Regions from separate parts of the Homo sapiens genome. Here regions 1 and 2 are each linked to region 3. The links are chromatin loops, found by intact Hi-C in ENCODE. Cell type or tissue: chondrocyte. All regions are shown on one strand. Region 1 overlaps LINC02551 (long intergenic non-protein coding RNA 2551). Region 2 overlaps ADAMTS15 (ADAM metallopeptidase with thrombospondin type 1 motif 15). Region 3 overlaps LINC02873 (long intergenic non-protein coding RNA 2873).

Evidence for each region. A loop is a pair of places that touch in the nucleus more often than their neighbours do. Peaks named below come from ENCODE experiments on the same cell type or tissue, not always from the same donor. Only the 100,000 strongest peaks of a DNase experiment are listed, where the experiment ranks them.
Region 1: it touches region 3 in a loop (2.3-fold over the local background); 3 of 110 quality-filtered maps call a loop at or near these places.
Region 2: a loop joins it to region 3, with 3 times the contacts of the local background. A loop is called at or near these places in 3 of 110 quality-filtered maps.

What each region holds. Positions count from the first base shown.
Region 1 is chr11:130,846,367-130,848,866 of GRCh38, forward strand. It overlaps LINC02551 (long intergenic non-protein coding RNA 2551), which reads right to left. Exons shown (of 6, transcript NR_125383.1): 4 at 497-676. Among named protein-coding and RNA genes, the nearest start is that of LINC02551, 14 kb to the right of the region's middle. In chondrocyte, no CTCF peak of the experiment used is centred here; no DNase peak of the experiment used is centred here.
Region 2 is chr11:130,476,227-130,478,726 of GRCh38, forward strand. It overlaps ADAMTS15 (ADAM metallopeptidase with thrombospondin type 1 motif 15), which reads left to right. Exons shown (of 8, transcript NM_139055.4): 8 at 1-419. Among named protein-coding and RNA genes, the nearest start is that of ADAMTS15, 29 kb to the left of the region's middle. RefSeq lists an enhancer at 1,461-2,500. In chondrocyte, a CTCF peak has its summit at 1,499; no DNase peak of the experiment used is centred here.
Region 3 is chr11:130,674,710-130,677,209 of GRCh38, forward strand. The region is part of intron 1 of LINC02873 (long intergenic non-protein coding RNA 2873); the gene reads left to right. Among named protein-coding and RNA genes, the nearest start is that of LINC02873, 3.0 kb to the left of the region's middle. In chondrocyte, no CTCF peak of the experiment used is centred here; a DNase peak (open chromatin) is centred at 949.

The sequences.
Region 1 (2,500 bases), 170 kb after region 3:
CCATACAACTTCTTTGCACAAAATACCCCAAGATAAGGTCAAGGAGAAGGCCTTACATTATGTCAGCCCCATTATCTGAGCTTGAGAGCCTCCCTTGGCTCCGCCCTGTCTGGGCAATGCAGTGGGAGAGGGGACTGGGCTGGGGGTGGCCAGGTGGCTGTCTAGCCTGCCTGGTCACAAAGACCCCAGTGAGTGTGAGATGAGCACATGACAGGGGCTCCGGGCAGGTCAGACTTGACGCCTCACTTGACCCCACTGACAGCCAGAGTTTGATAAAGACATGATTGAGTTGAGGATTTCTTTCTGACAGTTTAATGGATGGCTATAATTAGGGGCCTGCTCTGAGGGTGTGGAAACACATAGACCCCATTGTAGGGAGGCTAAATGCTACAAAGGTCAAGGCCAAAATATGGTATGAAAGAAGCTCAACGTTTTCCAACACACAGGAGAAGTGAGTCAGTAGTGAAACGTGTTTACTAAGCATGATCAAGCATACCCATTTCTTTTCAGTTCCTGAGCCTGATGGTTGTCATCAGTGGTGGGTCTCTGAAGCAGAGTTTCAGTCCTTGTGGCTCCAGAGACTAGCACTCTAAAGGTGGAGTTGACAGGATAAACTTCCCACCTGATCTCAGAAAGCAACTGACTTTCTTTTCTTCTCCTGGAACCATCTCCCTGACTGAAAATAAGAATGACAACAATAACTGAGACATACACATTGAATTTTAATGTTAAATTTAAACAATATTTGTCAGTTTGTTTATGCTTCATTGTCAAAATAATGATTAATGAAAGTGGCTTTAAGCCCTAGATACTTTCTGGGATGTTTTAAAAGACTTCTTCTTGGAATAAAGGAGCCATGATGTGCCAGCCATAATAAGATCCAACTAACAACGAACAAAAAAAATACAGTGAGTAATGGCAATAATGTTCTCATTAAAGGAAAATACCTCACAACTTAGACAGAAACAGAGGGAATTAGTGAAACTCCATCCATTGAGGGCTCATAGGCTGCCCTTGGAAATACTCTTACCTGGTCACAGTACTAGTGAATTCATTTCCTGGTTAAGTTGGTAAGGTAGGCATCTTGAAAGACATTCATTAATCAAAGAATCAGATAATCCCAGGGCTGAAAAGGATTTTGGAGGCCCTAGAGTGCCAAAAGGCTGACCCACCTCTGCCGTATGGATTCTGATGAACAGAAGCTCTGACTCCTTTACACTGCCTATCCCAATCTGGGTAGCTATGAGTATTAACAAACTTGTCCCGATACAGTAGTCTCCCTTATCTGCAGTTTCACTTTCTACAGTTTTAGTTACCTGTGCTTAACCGCAGTCCAGAAATAGTAAATGGCAAATCTCAGAAATACACGTAAGTTTTAAATTGCATGCCCTTCTGAATGGCATGATAAAAATCTCATGCAGTCCTACTCCATCTCACCCAGGACGTGAATCATCCCGTTGTCTGGCATGTCCATGCTGTCTGCGCTACTCACCCATGAGTCACATAGGAGCCGTCTTGGTTATTAGATTGACTGTCATTTGTTTTGCAGTGCTTGTGTTCAAGTGACCCTTATTTTACTGAACAGTGGCTCCAAAGAACAAAAGTAGTGATGCTGGCCATTTGAACATGCCTAGGAGAAGCTGGGAAGTGCTTTCGTTAAGTGAAAAGGTGAGAGCTCTTGACTTAATAACGAAAGAATAAAAATTGCAATATTAAAGTTGCTGAGATCTACAGTGAGAATGAATTTTTTTACCTGTGAAATTGTGAAGAAGAAAAAAATTCATATAGTTTTGCTGTTGCACCCCAAACTTTATCATAGATATGTATGTATAGGAAAAAAACATAGTTGGGGTTGGTACTATCCTAGGTTTCAGGCATCCACTGGGTGTCTTGGAACATATTCCCTGTGAATAAGTGGGGACTACTGCATTGAGCTAAAATCTGTTTTTTTTTTTTGTTTGTTTGTTTTTTTAACCTCCCACTAATTGGTTCCATTCTACCAACTGGGGTCACATAGAACAAGGCTAAGTCCCTGTTACATATGTTACTAGGACTGGCTATGTAATTTGCAGGGCCCAGTGCAAAATGAGAATGTGGGGCCCATGTTAAAAATTACTAAGAATTTCAAGATGGTAACAGAGCATTAAGCCAAGGGTGGAACCCTTCTAACTGCAGAGCTCTGTGTGGCTTTACAGGTAAGCAACCCAGAAAGTTGGCGGCGTAGGGAACTTTCTGTTTTGTTTCTGAATGACTGGATTTGGTACAGTGTTAATAGAAGGAAACTATTTTTCCTCCACTTTGTGTTATAACTCTTTTTCAATTCCTTCTTCCTTCCTGCAGATCCCATGGAATATTCTGGTCTTTTGCATATATTAAAAGCCCAGTTCAATATTTTATTAAACTCCAAGCTGTCAATCACTACCTTTGCCCTGGCTGGGGCTGGGAAACTTGCAGAGACTTGCTTCTTTTCTTTGTTCTCCTGGCTGATCTACCTCCCACT
Region 2 (2,500 bases), 200 kb before region 3:
AGAAGAGGAACGTTCTGAAAGCTCCAACAACTTCTTGAGGGGGATGGACCAATACAGCTTTGGGCTCAGGATTCCCTAGCCTCCTCTGCCCATCGCGTGCACTGATTGGAGGAGTCTGGCCCAAACACTCTCATATGAACCTCGACATGCTGGAGTGGGGTCTGGCAGGAGCTGATGACAGTTTGAGGGACTTGAGTGTCCCTAGCCTGGCAGTTGGCTCCCGGAAGCACTAGACACTGACACTCATTGGTAGACCCTCCCTCCCCGCCGTTGTGTTTGGTTCTTTTGCACTCCATGTACTGCAGAAGGATGGAAGGACCTGGGTGCTGGCTGGGCTGTGTATACTGTGTATACAAGGGAGCTGGCTGCTGAGGTGACCACAGCCTTCTCCTAATAAAGCTGTAAGTATTTAAAACCTGTGTCCTGCCTCTGTGACTGCTTCTCATTCATGCATGCATTCCTCACATCCATGGAATGCCCAGCTTCGCCAGCCACTGTGCTAGGAGCTATGGAGACAGCAGTGACCTTGACAGGCACAGTCCTGGTCCTGTGCAGCTCCCAGGTTAGCTGAGGAGGCAGAGCTCAAGTCAGCAAGCAGAGAGTTGTGGCAGATCGTGCTACAAGTGAAGGAGACACCAACTGATGCTGAGAGTGGGAGCTTGGATGTGGGCGTTTGATCGCATTTGAACTTTTTCAGAGAGAAGGAGCTGAAAAAAGAAACGAAGAAAAAAAAGCTTGGGTGTGGGAGAGAGTGATCAGGGAAAGCCCCTCAGAGGAAGGGACAACGAAACAGATTGAAGGGTGAGACAGCAGCCCTGTTAAAAGGGGACGGGCCTTGTAGCAGACAAGCAGAAGGCCCAGTCCTGGGGGCCGCTGGGGCGGGGTTTCAGGAGTGCTTGAGAGAAGCTCTGGGGCCGTGCGTGGGTGAAGGGACGAGGCACGGGAGAGGCCAGAGGGGCCCCTGTCCTGTGGGCTTCCAGTCTCCTGCCTTAGGAGGAAACCCCAAGTGTCCCGAGGGAAAGGTTCCTTCTCTTTGGAGAGAGAATGTTTCTCTCTTCCTAGTTTTGTGCTGGTCTGGAAATGTTAGCAAATATACAGGCGTGGGAGAGGTGTGACGCATTGCAAAGAACATCTAGAAACTCGTGTTGGTCGCGGGTCTGAGATCCTCTCTTGGAATCCTCATTTCCTACCTGCAAAGTGAGAAGGGTAGATTCAGTGTTCTATTAGGGCACGTTCAGCTTTAGCAGTCTGGGTTTCTAGGCCCAGTTATGGTTTAGATTTTGCTAGCTGATGGTTTGTTTTCAGTTTGGGGTTCAGAGATGAAGGGGTTTCTCCTGTTGACTTTCCAGCAGGGCAAGGCCATGGGGAATGACTTCCTCTTGAGCTGCGAGAGCTGCCCCTTCAGGCATGTGGGTGAGGGATGTGGGGAGGTTGGACAAAGTTTCAGCACTTGATAGAAGGTTCTGGAAGAAGGAAGAACTAGCCAGAAGAGGCTGCATGAGTCTATGAGCTAGCAGAAGGCCCAGAAGGGAACTGCAGGGGTCTGGGTTAATGTATAAACTGGAAGTCAGCAATTGTAAGATCTTTCTAAAATTGCTCAAAATGTTGTCATATTCCTGGGGTTATTTTTGTAATCCTTTTTGTTTTCCATTGAAGCAATTGCCAGTAAAACCTTTCTAAGGAAAAGGTCCTCTGGGCTGCTTTGGGGATCAGCAAATTAAAGAGGAAGCAGAGGAGGCTGGGTCCCAACTACAGCGGCGCCTGGAGGCTCAGGAGAGCTCCAGGTAAGGCAATGGGGTGTGTGGCGGGCAACAAGCTTGGCTGCATTTTAAAGTTTCTGGAGAAGGAAGCAGCAGTTTCCTAAATTTGCTGGCCTTTGAAGAGAGGTAGGAACGATTTGCTTTGTAATCCATCCTCTGGAGGGGAATGCGTTCTTGCCCCAGTGAGAAAAAACCTTGATAATTACAAAAAGGTGTCGACCCCTGGGTCGTGCTCTGCCTGCCCAGTGAACCCTGGCGAGCCCCCAGCAGGCTGAGCTGGCGTGGCCAAGGGCAGCGCGTGTGACCCCAAGTGTCTTTCCTTTGCTCCTTGGCTTGTCTCCAGCCCTCATGGATGAGTCAGCCCTGAAGCCTGCAATCCCAGCAACAAATCCCAGAAGAGCAGAACATCCCCCTTCATCACTGCCATGGTGTCACCCCTCAGCCCCCGGCAGCTGTGAGAAGGCAGCAGTGAAATGTTTGCTGCTCCAAAGCATGAAACTGGGGAGGGAGAGGGCAGCCAGAAACTCAGCCTTCACCTTCCCCTCCCTTCAGGCCCACCCCTTCGTGCTCAGCTGGGCAGCCCTGCCTTTGTTTTGCTCTCCTGAGCTGTGGTCAGTAACGTAAGTCACGTTCCAAGCAGTGACCAGAATGTTGTGAAGGAGGAGATAAGAGTTCCTGACCTCCCGAGGCATTCCAAAGAAGAAACAGAACTATTTGTTTCCAAAGGAGAACAATTTTAG
Region 3 (2,500 bases):
CTCCCATTGTATTTTTGTTTTTGCAGTTGTTCCAGCACGATGTATTAAAATAACCCGGAGTTTAACCTAGCATTAGAGACCTCTGTGGATTTGCTTAGGGAGCTCCAGAACAGTTGAAGTGGCATGGAACTTTTTGTGTGTATGTGCTCGTGTGATTTGGGGATGGAAGGATGGTGGAAGTGGAGATGACTCACAGCTTTCACCAGATTCTGGAAGATGCCCTGTCTCCCAGAAGCTTAAACATCTCCACTGTAATGTAACAAGGCCTTTTTCTTCACCTCACTGAACAAAGGGAGCTACAGAGGGGAGAAAGGGATGTCAAAGACTGCGTGTGAGCTGCTTTTGAGTTCCTGGGAAGAAAACAATATGAACTTTGGGGAGTAAGCCTGTACAAACATACACAAATTATTCTTAATAATAGCATTAAAGCCAAGGCAGTAAAACTTTGTTAAATCTGATACTAGGCATCTTTCACACAGCACATAATTCAAAGCAACTCCATGGCTGTTTTAAGTTCATTCTTCTGGGCTGCTGTGTTTTAAATAGATGAACCTTACTGAGCAAGAGAGTTTAAAACCTAAGTTGAAAATGAAATTTTAATTAAGGGGATTTTGTGACTATGGCTAGAATGAGTACTCTGCATTCAGGATCTTATAGTCCCCAAATGTCAACTAGGTCTAATCACCAGAGATCACTGGCCCCCTCACTCTACTGGATTGGTCACAAGGCTCTGAAAACATGAGCTGCTTAACTCCCAGAGCTGCAAAATGTCGGTTTCCCTGGGCTAGAGCAGCAGCAGCCACTTCCCCACGAGGGTGAGGAAATTCAATATCTTCCTGATGGGAGACAGAGCCAGACTCCCACCGGCTGTTCTTTCACTCTAGCAGCTGCTTGCCCCACATTTTCCACGTTTCTGGTCAGGCCGCCCATCAGCCGACCCTTCCAAGTCACCGCTTCCTGAGAGCCCTCCAGTGTGACTCAGACCAATCCCATGGGGCTCCCTTGAGCCGTGGAAGGCGCAGAACCAGAGAGCTGGAAGGAATATTGGACACGAGCTGCTCTGAGCCCTTTCATTTCCAGAGAAGAAAATTGAAGCCCAGAGAAATAAGGCCAGTTGCCTGAGGTCACACAGTTAGAGGTAGAACTGAAACTAGATGCTGGGTTATCCTGACGTGAGGCCAACATTCTTTTTATGATAGTCGGAGTAGAAAAATGGAAAAAAGCACAAACTTAGGGCTCAGACATACCTAGGTTTGGATTCTGACTTTTTGTTCACAATCTGTGGAACTCTGTGAAAGGCACTTTACCTTTCTAAGCTTTAGTGCCCTCACTGGAAAACAGAGATAAATATGCGGCAAATATTAAGTTCCTTTTCTGGACTGGCACATGCTATTTTTGGTTCTGAGTACATAGCTGGGAATGAAACAAACCAAGCCCCTTGGCCCAAGGCATAGAACTTACATCCCAGTGTGTGAAGGATAATATCAGTGCTTCTGAGGTTATTGTAAGGATTCAAAGAGACAAAAAATGTGAATGTAAGCCCAGTTCCTGGCAGAGTAGATATCTAATAAATGGTAACAGCAATTACAATTATTACTTTATGTTCCAAATGTCAGTCTCCACAAAGAAGGCCAACTCCTGGGGTATAAGGGTTCCGTCTCAGTTTCCTTACCAGTACCCCAGTATATAGGACCCCCAGGAAGCCCTGACAATCTTTGGTGCTCAGAGTCCTGCCCTAACCTACTGTCAAACCCTTAGTTCTTGCTTCTGAATTCATCCGACAACCTATTGACTGATCTGTATGCTACCTTTATTTCTCTGCTGGGACTCCTTTGGAGAGCCTGAAAGGTGGTCTTGCTGGGATTGGAGACCCCCTGTCAGCCCACTTTGTCCTGCAGCTCGGATCATCCCAGTGGCCTGCTTAGCTCCTTTGTGCTCCCCTGGCTTCTGAGCCACAGCCATTAGATACTGGCTCTGGCCTGCCATTTGGCTCCTGACCCCTCATGTGGGGTTGGTTTTCTCTCTCCTGCCCAGCCCCAGCCCTGCCTGGCCCCTCTTGAGCTGCCAATGATTCAATTCCTCTTAATAGTCCAGCAAAAGCCCTTAGAGCTGGAAGCAGTTATACCCTGCCTTGGTCTCAACCATGGCGAAGCCCATGGTCCATTCTGAAGTAACAAGACTCACACGTAGGGAGAGAAGCCCTTGACTTCAAGGAACCACCCACTCTGTACTCTTCCCACCCTCCCCTCACATATGAAGCAGGGTGAGCCATGACTTGGGTTGATGGGTGTCATGGCAGCTTTTAGAAAGGAGAGGAAATGGGAATTTGAATGACCCATGTACACATAGCGGAATGCTGCAATCACATGCCTTTCCTCTCACTGCCAAATCTCAGTGGTGTTCTTACAAATTTTTCCTAATATATTCCTAATATATCCCCATTCAACTCCCAGGCTCTCCAAAGCAGAGGATATTGGGACTGGAAAATGAGCAATATATG